Regions from separate parts of the Homo sapiens genome. Here regions 1, 3 and 4 are each linked to region 2. A link is a contact called in ENCODE Hi-C or POLR2A ChIA-PET data. All regions are on one chromosome and are shown on one strand. The core of a region is the stretch at or near the end of the contact, and the rest is flanking DNA. Distances in the headings are between cores, read along the strand shown.

Region 1 (3,941 bases), core at 141-2,640, 410 kb after region 2:
GCAGCCCCCTCTCTGACCACCCCCTCTTGGGCTCCTTGACAGCATGATGAGAGCGGGGAGAAGCCTCTGGTGTGTCTTTGTGTGTGCATGTGTGTCTGTGGTTATGTGGGGTGGACAGGGAGCTGGCTCTGGCTATGTCTACATGTATCTGGAATGATGGGCCGGGAGCATATCCGGGCTGCATGTGGCCTGCTCCAGCCAGACAGCTCCCCTCCCAGGAGCAGATGGCCAGCAAAGCCAGCTGAGAGGCTGATATGCCTCTGTGTGTCTTTGGCCGAGGGGAATCACAGCCAGATTCTGTGTGTGTATTTGTTTGTGTGTTTGTGTGTGAGAGAGAGACAGAATATGCAGGGGGAGGATCACCACTCAGCCACCCCTCCCCACCCCCTTGGTTCTGTAGGTGGGAGATCTTCAGGGCCTGGGTTTGGAGTTGAGCTTGGCTGGCTAATGGGAGAAGCATGTCAAAACCAAATTTGTGCATACCCCGCCCCCCCTCCTCTTTTTTTTTTTCTTTTGAGACAGAGTCTTGCTCTGTCACGCAGGCTGGAATGCAGTGGCGTGATCACACCTCACTGCAGCCTCGATCTCCTGGGCTCAAGCAGTCCTCCCACCTCAGTCTCTCGAGTAGCTGATACTGTAGGTGCACACCATCTTGCCTGATTAATTTTTGTGTTTTTGTTTTTGTTTTTGTTTTTGTTTTGTTTTGTTTGTTTGTTTGTTTTTTGTAGAGGTGGGGTTTGACATGATGCCCAGGCTAGTCTTGAACTCCCGTGCTCAAGCAATCCGCCTGCCTTGGCCTCCCAAAGTGCTGGGATTACAGATGTGAGCCACCATGCCTGGCCTACACCCCCCGCACACCCCCCCCCCTTTTTTTTTAAGAGACACAGTCTTGCTCTGTCACCCAGGCTGAAGAGCAGTGGCATGATCGTGACTCACTGCAGCCTTGAACTCCTGGTCTCAAGCTATCCTCCAGCTTTAGCCACCCAAGTAGCCAGGACTACAGGCGCATGCCACCATGCCTGGCTAATTTAAAAAACTTTTTTTTTTTTTTTTTTTTTTTGTGGAAACGGGATCTTGCTATGTTTCCCAGGCTGGTCTTGAACTTCTGGCCTCAAGCCATCTCCTGCCTTGGCTTCCCAAAGCGCTGGGATTACAGGCGTGAGCCACTGCACCCAGCCTGCACTACCTTTCACAGTTCATAAAGTCCATTTCAATGTACCAAGTGCTTTACTGTTTACCCAAAACTGTCACCACCAATAATCTCACTTCCTTTTTTTTTTACAACAATGCTTTGAGATAAGCGAGGCACAGGCACCGCATTTTGCAGATAAAAACCCCAAGGCTCAGAGCTGGAATGAGGCTCAGTCAAGATATGTGGGTGAGTGGCACAGCTGAGGCCAGAGCCCACATCTCCTGGTTTCGGTTCCTATGCTTTCTCTCCGGCTAACCCCGGTTGCTTCTAGGAGAGAATGTGTAGCTGGCTTAGTGCATGGCCAGTTTGGTTGCTTCTTTATTCACTTATTCAACAAACATTTTCTGAGGACAGCAGGGAAGGGAGTTCACAGTTATTGAGTAAATTGCTTCACTCAGCTCTCACAACCACCCCGTGAGGAAGGTTTTATTACCATCATTTTGCAGATGAAGAAAAGGAGGCTGGGAGAGCCAAGGATCACGCAGCAAGGAAGAAACAGACCCAGGTGCAGACTCAGGTCTGTGTGACGCCAGGGCCTGTGCCCAGCCCTGCTTTTTTCCCTGGACGGGGTCCTGGACTGGCCACGAGGACACCAGCAGGACTCAGGAACTCCCAGGCTGGGAAGATGTCAGCGTGATTCCTGGTATAACAGAGGCATGGCTGTGTGCGGTGGCTCATGCCTGTAATCCCAGCACTTTGGGATGTTGAGGTGGGTGGATCACCTGAGATCAGGAGTTTGAGACCAGCCTGGCCAGCATGGTGAAAACCTGTCTCTACTAAAAATATAAAAATTAGCCAGGCATGGTGGCATGCGCTTGTAATCCCAGCTACTTGGAAGGCTGACACATGAGGATCGCTTGAACCTGGGAGGCGGAGGTTGCAGTAAGCTGAGATTGCATCATTGCACTCCAGCCTAGGTGATAGACTGAGATTCAGTCTCAACCCCCCACCCCCGCAACACACACACAAAAACCAGAGGCATAACAGAGGCATGATGTGCCCAGTGCTGGGGCAGCCCAGAGGAGATGGTTCCTCCCTCCCTCTTCCTGGCCCTGTCCTGGAAGCAAAATTGGATAGGGTAACTCACAAACAGATACCACCTGGGTATCTGGGAGCCAGGAGGAGAGACCCAGGCCAGACTTGGGGTTTCCTAGGCCAACTGAGCAGAGGCTGAGTCTCCTCAATGTAATATACATATCTGGGGCCAGGATGAGGTCCCCAATGAGAAGGAACACTGGGTAACTCTGACTGGTACCCAGATCATCCTCATCCCTCGTGCCCTAGACCCTGTCCGTAACCTCTCCCAGACATGGTGCTTCATTCATCAGCCAATAAATGTGCATGGTCCCTTGCGCTGGGAATTGTAGGGAGCCTGGCACAGAATTCCCCAGAGGTCAGGATTTCTCCTCCCTTAATTCGTCGCTCAAATCCTTCTGCATCTTGGAGAAATGGTATTGAAACCACTCTGTGAGAGGTAACATTAGAGGGTGTGGTCGGCACGGCCAGGTCAGGGCACAAATATCAAGCAACAGGGCATGTCAGAACAGGAAGTAACTCATGTATTGAGTACCTTCTATATGCCTAGCACTGTAGAGGTTGTCTGTCTTCAACATCAGGGCTATCCTGTGAGGTCAAGTTTTTTTTTTTTTTTGAGATGGAGTCTCGGTCTGTCACCCAGGCTGGAGTGCAGTGGCACAATCTCAGTTCACTGAAACTTCCCCCTCCCGGGTTCAAGTGGTTCTTCTGCCTCAGCCTCCCATGTAGCTGGGATTACAGATGTGCGCCACCACACCCAGCTAATTTTTGTATTTTTAGTAGATATGGGGTTTCGTCATGTTGGCCAGGCCAGTCTTGAACTCCTGACCTCAGGTGATCTGCCTGCCTCGGCCTCCCAGAGTGCTGGGATTACAGGTGTGAGCCACCCCACCCAGCCTAATTTGTATTAATTATTTATTTATTATTTTTATTTATTTTTTGAGATGGAGTCTCGCTGTTGCCCAGGCTGGAGTGCAGTGGCACAATCTTGGCTCACTGCAGACTCTGCACCCCGGGTTCACGCCATTCTCCTGCCTCAGCCTCCCGAATAGCTGGGACTACAGGCGCCCACCACCTTGCCCAGCTAATTTTTTGTATTTTTAGTAGAGACAGGGTTTTACCGTGTTAGCCAGGATGGTCTCGATCTCCTGATCTTGTGATCCGCCCGCCTTGGCCTCCCAAAGTGCTGGGATTACAGGCGTGAGCCACCGCGCCGGGCCCTTATTTTTATTTTTAAGAGATAGGGTCTTGCTCTGTTGCCCAGGCTGGAGTGCAGTGGTATGATCATAGCTTACTGTAATGGACCCAAGTGATCCTGCAGCCTCAGCCTCCATAGTAGCTAGGACTGCAGGCATGTGCCACCATGCCTGGCTAATTTTTTTTTTAATTTTTAATTTTGTAGAGACAAAATTTGGTTATGTTGCTCAGGCTGGTCTTAAACTCCTGACCTCAAGCAATTCTCTTACCTCAGCCTCTCAAAGTGCTGGCATTATAGATGTGGGCCACCTTTCCAGCCTCAATGTTGATGCTATTCCCATTTTATAGATGAGGAAAGTGGGACTGGCCCCAGCGAATCTAAGAGCTGGGAGTGGCTAGAGCTGGGGTGTGAGAGTTTGGAAGCGAAGAGTGAGGGACACTGTGACTGTGTGTGTACAGAGGCTCACCTGTCTATTTAGTCAGTATTTCTCATGTGTTTGCTATGTAGGAGGCCCTG
Region 2 (3,702 bases), core at 1,092-3,591:
TTGCCGTTTTTATTCTAAGTGTGTTGGGAAGTCATGGGAGATTTCTGAGCAAGTGAATAACATGATATAAATGTTTTTTAGGCCTGGCTCATGCCTGTAATCCCAGCACTTTGGGAGGCCAAGCAGGTAGGTCACCTGGGGTCGGGAGTTCAAGACCAGCCTGACCAACATGGAGAAGCCCCGTCTCTACTAAAAATACAAAAAATTAGCCGGGCCTGGGGCAGGTGCTGTAATCCCAGCTACTCAGGAGGCTGAGGCAGGAGAATCACTTGAACCTGGGAGGTACAGGTTGCAGTGAGCCGAGATCGTGCCATTGCACTCCAGCCTGGCAACAAGAGGGAAACTCCGTCTCAAAAAAAAAAAGTTTTAAAAAATACATGTTACTTATTTATTTACTTTTATTTTATTATTACTTTTGAGATGGAATATTGATCTGTTGCCCAGACTGGAATGCAGTGGCACGATCTCGGTTCACTGCAACCTCTGCCTCAGCCTCCCGAGTAGCTGGGATTATAGGCGCCCGCCACCATGTCTGGTTAATTTTTTATATTTTTAGTAGAGACGGGGTTTCACCATCTTGGCCAGGCTGGTCTTGAACTCCTGATCTCGTGACCCACCCGCCTTGGCCTCCCAAAGTGCTGGGATTACAGGCATGAGTTACTGTGCCTGGCCTTATTTATTTTTAAAGGCAGGGTCTCACTTTGTTGCCCAGGCTGACCTCCAGCTCCTGGACAGAAGTGATCCTCCTGTTTCAGCTTCCCAAGTAGCTGGACTACAGGTGATCCACTGCATCTGCCTTAATATAATATGTATATCTATCTATCTATATATACACACACATAGATATAGATAGATATATATAGATATATTTTTTGAGAGGGAGTCTCGCTGTATCACCCAGGCTGGAGTGCAGTGGCATGATCTTGGCTCACTGCAACCTCTGCCTCCCAGGTTCGAGCGATTCTTATGCCTTAGCCTCCCAAGTAGCTGGGACTGTAGATGAGTGTCACCATGCCTGGGTAATTTTTTTTTTTTGTATTTTTAGTAGAGATGGGGTTTTGTCATGTTGGCCAGGCTGGTCTCTAGTTCCTGATGTCAGGTAATCCACCTGCCTTGGCCTCCCGAATTGGTGGGAGCTACTGCGCCTGGGAGATATACATTTTTTCTTAATGGTTTTTTGACAGCTTTATTGAGGCATAATTGACACAGAATAAACTGCACAAGCCTGGGCGAAAAAGCGAGACTTCATCTCCAAAAAAAAAAAAAAAAGTTTAATAATTTTACTTTTTTTCTTTTTTTTTTGAGACGGAGTCTCGCTCTTGTCGCCCAGGCTGGAGTGTAATGGCTCCATCTTAGCTCACTTCAACCTCCGCTTCCCAGGTTCAAACGATTCTCCTGCCTCAGCCTCCCAAGTAGCTGGGATTACAGGCGCCTGCCACCACGCCCAGCTAATTTTTGTATTTTTAGTAGAAACGGGTTTTCACCATGTTGGCTAGGCTGGACTTGAAATCCTGACCTCAGGTTATCTGCCCCCTCGGACTCCCAAAGTGCTGGAATTACAGGTGGGAGCCACCGCGCCCAGCATAATTATTAAGCTTTTAAAGCGTAAACAAACGGCCGGGCGCGGTGGCTCGTGCCTGTAATCCCAGCACTTTGGGAGGCCGAGGCGGGTGGATCACGAGGTCAGGAAATCGAGACCATCCTGCCCAACATGGGGAAACCCTGTCTCTACTAAAAATACAAAAAATTAGCCGGGCGTGGTGGCGGGCGCCTGTAATCCCAGCTACTTGGGAGGCTGAGGCAGGAGAATGGCGTGAACCCGGGAGCGGGAGCTTGCAGTGAGCTGAGATGGCGCCACTGCACTCCAGCCTGGGCGACAGAGCAGCTCCGTCTCAAGAAAAAAAAAAAAAAGCATAAACTACAAAAAAAAAAATTGACTCTTAGACTTCATAAAAATTAAAAAACTTTTAGCAGGCTGGCTGGCGTGTGGAGACCAGACTGTCGGGAGCAACAGCAGGATCTGGGAGATAAGAGACTATTGCTATCATCTGGGTCAACGATTAGGGTAACATCAGTGGAAGGGGTAAGAAACAGTCAGATTATTGATACATTTTAAAGGTAGAGCACACAGGAGTTGCTGATGGCTTGGACATGTGATGTTAGAGAAAGAGAGGAGTCCAGGACCACAGGCATGCGCCCCCACGACCTGCTAAAGTAGTACTTACTTTTTATTTTATTTTATTTTTTTGAGACAGAGTCTCGTTCTGTTGCCCAGGCTAGAGTGCAGTGACGCGATCTCGGCTCTCTGCAAGCTCCGCCTCCCGGGTTCACGCCATTCTCCTGCCTCAGCCTCCCGGGTAGCTGGGACTACAGGCGCCCGCGACCACGCCCGGCTAATTTTTTTTTGTATTTTTTTTTAGTAGAGACCGGGTTTCGCCGTGTTAGCCAGGATGGTCTCGATCTCCTGACCTCGTGATCCACCCGCCTTGGCCTCCCAAAGTGCTGGGATTACAGGCGTGAGTAACCGCACCCGGCAGTAGTACCTACTTTTTAAAGTGTAAGCAAGGAAAGTTGGCCCGCACCTGTAGTCCCATCTACCTGGGAGGCTGAGGTGGAAGAATTGCTTGAGCCCAGTTGGTCGAGGCTGCAATGAGCCTTGATCACGCCACTGCACTCCAGCCTGGGCAACAGAACAAGACCCTGTCTCAAACAAAAAAGTGTATGTAAGAATAAAAATTAATAGATTAGGCACAGGATGGGTGTTTAATTCTCGGCAATCACCACTAAGTTTTCATACTGAGGCTTATTCATTCCATGGGCAAAACATTGCGCTATGTGTGGTGCCTGGGGTGGGCTCCAAATTCCAGTCCTCTCCTCGCTTGCGATAGCTGTGTGATCCATTCCTAAGTTTCCTTATTTGTCCACAGAGCGTACACAGGGTTTTTATGAAAACTAGATCAGATAATCAGACACAGTTAAAATAGCACGCGCTCAGTAAAATTACATATTAGTGGAAGAGACAAGCCTTGAATAAATCGCCTTTCGGGGAGTATGACCCCCTCCCCGAAACCCACTCAGGCGCTGCTCGCTCGCACGCCCACTGAGCTCGGAGCGGAGCCCGAGCCCTTTCCCAGCACACAGGGTTCATTTCCAGACTGAAAGACATCCCAGAGACAACTCCAGAGGCCAAGGCGGGTCGGCTTCCTGCGTGGGCCCAGCGCCGGGCACTGAAAGGTGAAGGCGCTTCTTCCGCTCGGAGGAAAGCCTCTGGCGGTTCTCGCTTCGCGGGCTCGGGATGGACACGCGCGTAGGGCTGGGGAGGTGACGCGCGGACAACGCCGGGGCGAGCAAACTACAACTCCCAGGCAGCTGTGCGCCACGCGGGCGGCCTACTGTCGGGTGTGGCCGCGAGGGGCGGCCTATATAAGCTCTTGCTCGCGGCTTCAGCGCCCTTTCTCCCCGCCGCATTCCCGGTGTCGACTTACTAGCTGCAAGCCTCTGCCTGCCTTCCTGCGCGCCGTTCCCCGCTAGTCGCTGCTGCTGGCGCGCACTCGCCGGGTTTTTCCTCCCACGGCCTCGAGATGGTGGTGAATGTGGCACGGAGGAGCCGGGCCTTCCAACCCGGTGGGCCCGAGCTCCGAAAGGCCCCCTCGGCAGTGAGAGGGGCGGGAGCCCGCGGGGGCCGCGCCCTTCTCTCGCTTC
Region 3 (4,165 bases), core at 169-2,668, 330 kb before region 2:
AACATATACGGGCTATATATCCTGCTTTTGATTAAAGGGATCAAACCAACTAAAATTTTTGCCAGGACTGAGAATACAGAAAACAACAATGAGCAACAGCATTGACTACAGTACATCCTCAAGAGAGTATAAATCCACTATAATAATATCCAAGACACAAGACACAACCATTTCTTGCAATTTTCCCTAAAAACAGAAGGGAAGAAAATAGCAGCTGTGAAATCACCCAGACTACAAAAAAAAAAAAAAAAAAAAGCATCTGAAAAAAAAAAAGGAAAAAGAAAAAACTATCTCCTAATGAACAACTACATGCCAAAAAACAAGTCTCCACAGACTAGTCATTTATGGCAGGGTACAGGGTACAGTTAAAGAAACAACAGGATGACAGTCGCTATCATGTGGCCAGAAACCAGTCCATCAGCAATCTGTTTCACGTGAGATCACTTTTTCTCAAGAGAATGCCTGTTCTTGGGGAGCATGACCTGTTTTGGCAAAACCTCCCCAGGAATAATGGCCTGCTGGTCAATCTCGGAGGGCGAGCCCAGACCCGGCCTCTCCACAGGTACAGCAGCCCAGCGAGCACGGAGGAAGATTTCCAAGCCGACAGATGCGCGAACTGAAAAAGGAGGTCACGACGCTGAGAGAATAGATTTAACCCTCTGCTCGCTGGGAACCCAGAAGACTAAGGGGGAACATGTTTTTCAATGATGCAGGCGTCGGTGGCGGGAAGGCCTGCGAAGTCTTGCCAGGGCTCCCTGCAGTCCTCAGATTCCGCCTGACTTCTGCAGACAGCCCAGCTCCCTCGCCAGGAAGAAATCGCTCCGCGGCTGCACGCAACACCTTCACCGTCTGAAACCTGCGATTCTCCGCATTTGGTTTCCTCCCGAGGCTCCTGCACACCGCACCGTGATTGACGCACCCGAGGGGACCGTCAAAAATACATCTCAAGCCTAACTTTCCAACACTCCCGCGACGCAACCCCTTCCCCTTTCCTCAGCGGCTCTGGCCCGCCCCTCGCTCCTCGGGCCGCGTCCCGGCTGGCGACTCGGCGTGCACACGAGGCTCCTCCGCGGGAGAGCCCGCGCCCCGGCCCGGGGCCTGTCGGGGGTTGCAGACAAAGAGGCTGCAGCGCCGCCGCGGCCGCCAGGACCGTCCCCACGGGGACAGCTCCACGCCCACCGCCCCGGCTCCCGCGCCGCCGCCGCCGCCTCGCCTCACCGGTGGCTCCGGGGCCGGGCTCCTGCGCCCGCCACTGCTGCAGCCCGACGAACAATGGCAGGAGGAGGCGCCGGCGTCCGAGGCTCGGGCCCTCTGCGGCTCGCGGGCCCGCCGGCTGCTGCTGGCTGACTGACTAAACGCACCAGCGGAGGGAGGGAGCGAGCGAGCGACCCTGGCGCGCGCCCTCCCGCCTTCCCTCTGCGAGGCGAGGCCAGCCCGGCCCGCAGCCCGCCCGCCGGCCCGCGCCCCTCCCCCTCAGTTCGCCACAACATTGTAGTAAATTTCTATTGGGCCGCGCCGGAGGGAAGGAGGGGGCCGGGCCCGCGGCCCGTCCGCCCATTGGCTGAGGCCAACTTCTAGCTCCCCTTGTTTCCCCCCTCCCCTAGGCCGGTAAGGAGAGGAGAGGGGAACGAAAAAGAGAGAGGAAAAGGCAAGGGGCTGGCCGCGTGTGCGCACGCGCAAGTCGAACCCGGTCTGGAGCCGGGGTGTTCCGGGATCCCGCAGCACCCACGTGGGGCATGAGGCAGCTAGAGCCCTGGACGGTGAGGCCCTTTCCTCCTTCCAAGTAAGAGGCCGAGATTTGGAAGCCTCAGGGAAGTAACTCGCGTAGAGGTTGTAGCCAGGCTACCCCAACTGACTCCCCCTAAACGCTTAGTGACCTCGGGTAAGTCACTCAGCTTCTCTGTACCTCAGTTTCCCCATCCACTAGTTTGACTGTCTCTAGGCGCCCTTCCAACCCTGACATTCGATGAGACTTTACCTCTCGTGCCAGCTGTGTAAGGCCTGAAATGGAAGCTAAGTGTTGAGACCACGCCAAGATTGAACCTGTCTTCTGCATTTAAGGATCTCCTAATTCCCCCCTGGCAATCTCAACATTATAAAGACCTAGCTTCCGAGGTCTGGTCTCCAGATGAACTGAGGGTTGCTCTGACAATTGCTTAGTGTGTCTTTATTTCCTTCCAGAAGTGTCAGAGACCCCTTGACCCTTCCTACTCCCTGCTAGGCTGGTCTGTGAACAGGCTTCGGACCCACAGTGCAGAAAGAAGGCTTTTGTTTTAAGCATGATACCTAGAAGGTAAGATAGGATCTGGTGTTCTATTTTAGAGATGAGGAAACTGAAGCAGAGAGACTTAAAACTGACAGGATAAGAAGCCAGGCCATCTGACAGCAGAGTCTGTAGATGCCAGCTAGACATTCCTGATATCTAATCACAGCCCCTTCACGATCCCAGCACAGCCTCTGGAAACAGATTGCCTGGGTTCAATTCTTAGTCTCCAGCCTTTTCTAATGGTTTGATTTTCATTTTTCTTTTATTTATTTATTTATTTATTTGAGACGGAGTCTCGCTCTGTCACCAGGCTGGAGTGCGGTGCCGGAATCTCGGCTCACTGCAACCTCTGCCTCCCGGGTTCAAGCGATTCTCCTGCCTCAGCCTCCCGAGTAGCTGGGACTACAGGCGTGTACCACCACGCCCAGCTAATTTTTGTATTTTTAGTAGAGACGGGGTTTCACCGTGTTAGTCTCGATCTCCTGACCTCGTGATCCGCCCTTCTCGGCCTCCCAAAGTGCTGGGATTACAGGCTTGAGCCACCGCGCCCGGCTGTGCCTCATTTTTCAACACCATAAAAGGGGATAATATGTCCAAGTAGCTGGGACTCCCACCTATAGTGGGAGGCTGAGGTGGGAGGATTGCTCAAGCACAGGAGTTCAAGGCCACAGTGAGCTAGGATCATGCCATTCCACTCCAGCTTGGGCAACAGAGCAAGACTCCATCCCTAAAAACAAAAACGAGGGTTGGGGGAGGGAGAAGGATAATAATAGTTCCCACCTCACAGAGTTACTGTAAGAATTAGGCCAGGCATGGTGGCTCATGCCTGTAATCCCAGAACTTTGGGAGGCTGAGGCAGGCGGATCACCTGAGGTCAGGAGTTCGAGACCAGCCTGGCCAAATGGTGAAACCCCATCTCTACTAAAAATACAAAACTTAGCTGGGCCTGGTGGCAGGCACCTGTAATCTCAGTTATTCTCGGAGGTTGAGGCAGGAGAATCACTTGAACCCAGGAGGTGGAGGTTGCAGAGAGCCGAGATCATGCCATTGAACTCCAGGTTGGGTGACAAGAGCAAGACTCCATCTCAAAAAAAAGAAAAAGGAAAACAGAATTAAATGAGTTAAAATATGTAAAGGACTTAGAGCAGTGCCTAGCTCATAGTAAGATCTATGTGTGTTAATTATTATTACTATTCAGAGACTAAAATGTGGACTGAGAGGTGTGGAACTGGCAAATATAATAATATATTTGTTAAGCATGCAATTGTTGTTAGCACTGAGCTGAGCACGTTATGTAAATTGTCCATTTGAAACATCATAAAACCCCTTGAAAACCACCTGACTATACCATCTAAAACACCCTCCACTCAAACACCCTTATCCTGCTTTAATTTGCTTCATAGCACTTACCCTACTTGACTTTCTACTATATATTTATTATTTATTGTGCCTCTCAAATAAATTGCTGTAATCTAGACCCACTAGACTGCAAGCTCAGGAAGGCAGGGACTGTATCTGTATTCATCTCCCAGAACAGTATACGCTCAATAAATATTTGTTGAATGAGTTAATGAACATCCTCATTTTACATATAAGGAAACTGAGTCTTAGTGAGGTCAGGTGACTTGGCCAGGGTCATTCTGTGTATGAGGGGTGAAGCACCTGTTTTTTTTTGAGAAGGGGTTTCGCTCTTTTTGCCCAGGCTGGAGTGCAATGGCACGATCTCGCCTCACCTCACTGCAACCTCTGCCTCCCAGGTTCAAGCGATTCTCCTGCCTCAGCCTCGTGAGTAGCTGGGATTACAGGCATGTGCACCACGCCTGGCTAATTTTGTATTGTTAATAGAGATGGGGTTTCTCCATGTTGGTCAGGCTGGTCTCGAACCCCCAGCCTCAGGTG
Region 4 (3,852 bases), core at 183-2,682, 430 kb after region 2:
GTCTAAAGCTTTGGGGGAGTGGGCGCAGTGGCTCACACCTGTAATCCCAGCACTTTGGGAGGCCGAGGTGGGCAGATCATGGGTCAAGAGATCGAGACCATCCTGGCCAACATTGTAAAACCCCATCTCTACTAAAACATACAAAAATTAGCCGGGCATGGTGGCACACGCCTGTAGTCCCAGCTACTCAGGAGGCTGAGGCAGGAGAATCGCTTGAACCTGGGAGGCAGAGGTTGCAGTGAACCTAGATTGCACCATTGCACTCTAGCCTGGCAACAGAGCGAGATTCCATCTCAAAAAAAAAAAAAAAAAAAAAAAAAAAGCTTTGGGCAACTACTCTCAAGTGATAGAGGTAGACTGGGTTAGGAAAGGACACTGCCCTCACTGTATGGCACTACCTTGGGGCAGACTTTTGAGCTAAGATGTTGCCATCCTCTCTCCACCCTCCGGCACAAGGTCTTTGTGACCTTTCTCAGGGGAAGGGGCTTGATGGAACCTTCTCTGACTCATCTGGCAACCTGTCCCTAATGGTGACCAAAGAAGATAAAACATGAACAGACCAAAAGCTAGGACAAGAGCTTGCTTCCCAAGACAGACGTGTCTGTCTGCAAAGGCCTTGCCTCTAGTCCAGTCAGCTCTGGGGGAGTGGGAAGGAGATGCCCACCTCCTCTTTCTGTCTCAACAATAGTCCCTAATTAAGTACCTTCTGTGGGGCAGCCACCCACTGAGGGTGGGCAAAGGCCCCTTGAAAGCAAAATTGGGGCTGGGCTCAGTGGCTCATGCCTATAATCCCAGCACTTTGGGAGGCCAAGGCAGGCAGATCACCTGAGGTCCGGAGTTCGAGACCAGCCTGGCCAACGTGGTGAAACGCCATCTCCACTAAGAATACAAAAATATGGCTCATGCCTGTAATCCCAGTACTTTGGGAGGCTGAGGTGGGCCGATCATTTGAAGTTAGGAGTTTGAGACCAGCCTGACCAATATGGTAAAACCCCGTCTCTACTAAAAATACAAAAAAATTAGCCTGGCGTGGTGGCGCATGCCTGTAGTCCCATAGGCTGTAGCTACTGGGAGGAGGCGGAGCTTGCAGTGAGCCGAGATCACGCCACTGCTCTCCAGCCTGGGCGACAGAGTGAGACTCTGTGTCAAAAACAAACAAACAAACAAAAAAGGCAAAATTGGAGCTGTCCAGGCCAGGACACCCCGATGTCCAGGGGCTTCCATACGAACAGGCACATGGGCTGGGAAGTACATGAGGCCCCTGGGTAGAAGGGTCTGTCAGTTCTCTCCTCCCTTGCCCTCTGGGAGGGTCCTCCTAACATAGCTTCCAGGAGGTGGGAGGAGCAGTTACTGTCAGCAGGTGTCAGCCAGGTGTCAGCTTCTCCTGGGGATCTCTAGATGTCTGCTTGTGATTTTTGGCAAGTATATGCAAATGAGCCTCCTCTCCTGCCCTGAGACAAGTATCTGCAGTGTGAACCTGGCAGCCTCAGACCCAAGGGGCTCAGAGGAAACTTCTCTGGTTTCTAGAGCTCTGTGCTCCTTCAGAGAAGTCTTCCTTCCTTCCAGTCAGTGTCCCTGTGAAGCTGGGATACTCATTTCCTGTGTACCGGGCAAACACCGGATTGCTGATTTTGAGAAATGCCTCTCGATGGACCTGTAACCTGCTGGAGTCTGGGATGGTAGCTGTGGGCTGGACTTGGCTGATGGGATGACCCGGTGGCTAGTGCAGCATCACACAAGCCTGGTTCAAGTCTTGGCTGTGTCATTTCCTGCTGAGGGACCAGGCACTGAATTTCCTACCTCTTAGGGTCATTACCTATGAGGTTAAAGCTACCTCATGGGATTGTTATACGCCACTAATGTTGAGGCAGACACCTCTTGGCAGGGTGACTGCTCATCTTAGACCCTCCCCTTTTCTGCGAATTTGGGCCCCTTGATCCTCTGATGGGAGCTGAAAGGATGAGAGGTGGGCATCTAGATTTAGGGAGGCTGTTCAGGCTTTGCAGGTCCCTTACCTGAACACATAGAAACCCTGGAGCTGTGACTGTGTCCATGTGTGTGTGTTTGTCTGTGTGTGTTGCGGGGGATGGGCACCTGCATGAATGTGGTAGAGAAAATGGCTCTGCTCAGAGGGAAGATACGCATAGCAAGGCAGGGACCAGAGGAATCACAGGCGCCTGGAGAGCAGCCGGGCACCGCCTCCAGGGACCTGCCGGCTTCCCTCAGTCCTCCAGGGGCCCAGCACTCTTCCTTTAGGCCCTGTGAGCGTCCCTTGTCAGGATACATTCTCTCATTTTGCTGAAGCTGATTTGATTGGGTGTCTGTTTCTCGCAGCCAAAAGAGCTCTGAATGAGGAAAGTGCTTCTGTGCTAACTCCCCGCGTCTCCTGAATTTCAGTCATTCATGTACCCGCCTCGAAATTTTTGCAATATCTGTGTACCAACTGTCCATTTACTTAATAAAGAAGTTTTCTTTAAATTAAGTCACTTTTAAAAACTTACATTTATTTGAAAGAAAACATTATAACATAATTGTAAATGAAAACTAATACTACCTGCCACAAATAGAAGGTAGACATAAACATAAAACCGTAACTATAAAAATGTTTCTCGCCTGGGTGCGGTGGCTCACACCTGTAATCCCAACATTTTGGGAGGCTGAGGAGGGTGGATTGCTTGAGCCCAGGAGTTCGAGACCAGCCTGAGAAACATGGCAAAATGCTGCCTCTACAAAAAATTTGTGGGTGTGGTGGCTCACGCCTGTAATCCCAGCACTTTGGGAGGCCAAGGAGGGCAGATTACCTGAGGTCAGACGTTCAAGACCAGTCTGGTCAACATGGCGAAACCCCGTCTCTACTAAAAATACAAAATTAGCCGGTCATGATGGTGGGTGCCTATAATCCCAGCTTCCCAGCTACTTGGGAAGCTGAGGCAGGAGAATCACAATCACTTGAACCCGGGAGTTGGAGATGGCAGTGAGCCGAGATCGCGCCACTGCACTCCAGCCTGGGTGACAAAGTGAGACTCTGTCTAAAAAATAATAATAATAAAAAAATTAAAAAATTAAAAAAATTAGCCAGGCGTGGTGGTGTGTGTCTGTAGTTCCAGCTACTTGTGGGAGGCTGAAGTGGGAGGATTGCTTGAGCCAGGAGGCTGAGGTTGCAGTGAGTTGTGATCATCATGCCACACTGCATTCTGACCTCGGTGATAGAACAAGACCCTGTCTCAAAAAAAAAAAATAGTTTTTCTGTGTTGTGTCTAAAGTCACTTGACATGTCTCAGTGACTTGTGTACACACTTTAGGAAACTCTACTTTGATGGGTATAAAGTGCACAGGGTCTCAATAAAGAATAACTCTGGGCCCATGCCTGCAATCCCAGCACTTTGAGAGGCCAAGGCAGGAGGATTGCTTGAGCTCAGGAGTTTGAGACCAGCCTGGGCAACATAGCGAGACCCTGTCTCTAATTGGAAAAAAAACAAGAGTAACTGACAGTTCTGAGACAGTGACTTGTGATTACCTCCTTGCTTCTCCCAGGATGTTGCCCCAACACATAGACCATGCGCTCATGGGGATCAGGGGGATGGGAGGAGTATATTAGGTTGTAGCCCATGCTCCAGCCTTGTTGATCTCCTCACCACCCCAGTACAGCCACCTTTACTCCTCCTGTATCCTCTGTCTTTTCTGTTTTTTTCTAAACTTTTTTTCCTGGAGGTGGGGTCTTGCTATATTGCCCAGGCTGGCACGCAATGGCTGTTTACCGGCATGCCTATTGCACACTACAGGATCGAACTTCTGGCTTCAAGTGATCCTCCTACCTCAGCCTCCCCAGTAGCAGGGACTACGGGAATGGGT

What was found. Hi-C counts contacts between places; a loop is a spot of excess contacts on that map. ChIA-PET counts read pairs that join two places held with the same protein, here RNA polymerase II (POLR2A). Pooled maps may share reads with other maps.
Region 1: a loop to region 2 is called in a pooled map, with 3 times the contacts of the local background. The contact joins the enhancer-like site here to the promoter of SNHG12 in region 2. A Hi-C loop is called at or near these places in 2 of 50 pooled maps. POLR2A ChIA-PET finds 5 or more read pairs at or near these places in 3 of 52 experiments (K562, WTC11 and activated CD4-positive, alpha-beta T cell).
Region 3: a pooled map shows a loop between it and region 2 (6-fold over the local background). The contact joins the promoter of EPB41 here to the promoter of SNHG12 in region 2. A Hi-C loop is called at or near these places in 1 of 168 maps with a recorded cell type or tissue (CD8-positive, alpha-beta T cell) and 6 of 50 pooled maps. POLR2A ChIA-PET finds 5 or more read pairs at or near these places in 10 of 52 experiments (BJ, CD4-positive, alpha-beta T cell, CD4-positive, alpha-beta memory T cell and 7 more).
Region 4: a loop to region 2 is called in a pooled map, with 2.8 times the contacts of the local background. The contact joins the enhancer-like site here to the promoter of SNHG12 in region 2. A Hi-C loop is called at or near these places in 1 of 50 pooled maps. POLR2A ChIA-PET finds 5 or more read pairs at or near these places in 4 of 52 experiments (GM12878, HEK293, K562 and 1 more).

What each region holds. Positions count from the first base shown.
Region 1 is chr1:28,170,225-28,174,165 of GRCh38, reverse strand. All of the region lies in intron 1 of PTAFR (platelet activating factor receptor), which reads left to right. Among named protein-coding and RNA genes, the nearest start is that of PTAFR, 4.5 kb to the left of the region's middle. RefSeq lists enhancers at 2,632-2,681, 2,692-2,761, 2,802-2,911, 2,952-3,001. Within about 2 kb of position 1,390, at least 16 of the 41 ENCODE cell types and tissues checked have a DNase peak (open chromatin) inside an H3K27ac peak, as active enhancers do.
Region 2 is chr1:28,581,622-28,585,323 of GRCh38, reverse strand. SNHG12 (small nucleolar RNA host gene 12) reads left to right here and starts at 2,341. Exons shown (of 6, transcript NR_146382.1): 1 at 2,341-3,234. RefSeq lists an enhancer at 3,174-3,702.
Region 3 is chr1:28,911,822-28,915,986 of GRCh38, reverse strand. It overlaps EPB41 (erythrocyte membrane protein band 4.1), which reads right to left and starts at 1,418. Exons shown (of 21, transcript NM_001376013.1): 1 at 1,219-1,418. RefSeq lists an enhancer at 614-773 and a silencer at 994-1,653.
Region 4 is chr1:28,145,796-28,149,647 of GRCh38, reverse strand. It overlaps PTAFR (platelet activating factor receptor), which reads left to right. Exons shown (of 2, transcript NM_000952.5): 2 at 1-2,482. Among named protein-coding and RNA genes, the nearest start is that of PTAFR, 29 kb to the left of the region's middle. RefSeq lists enhancers at 1,217-1,356, 951-1,451. Within about 2 kb of position 1,432, at least 3 of the 41 ENCODE cell types and tissues checked have a DNase peak (open chromatin) inside an H3K27ac peak, as active enhancers do; they include GM12878, where a contact is called at or near this core.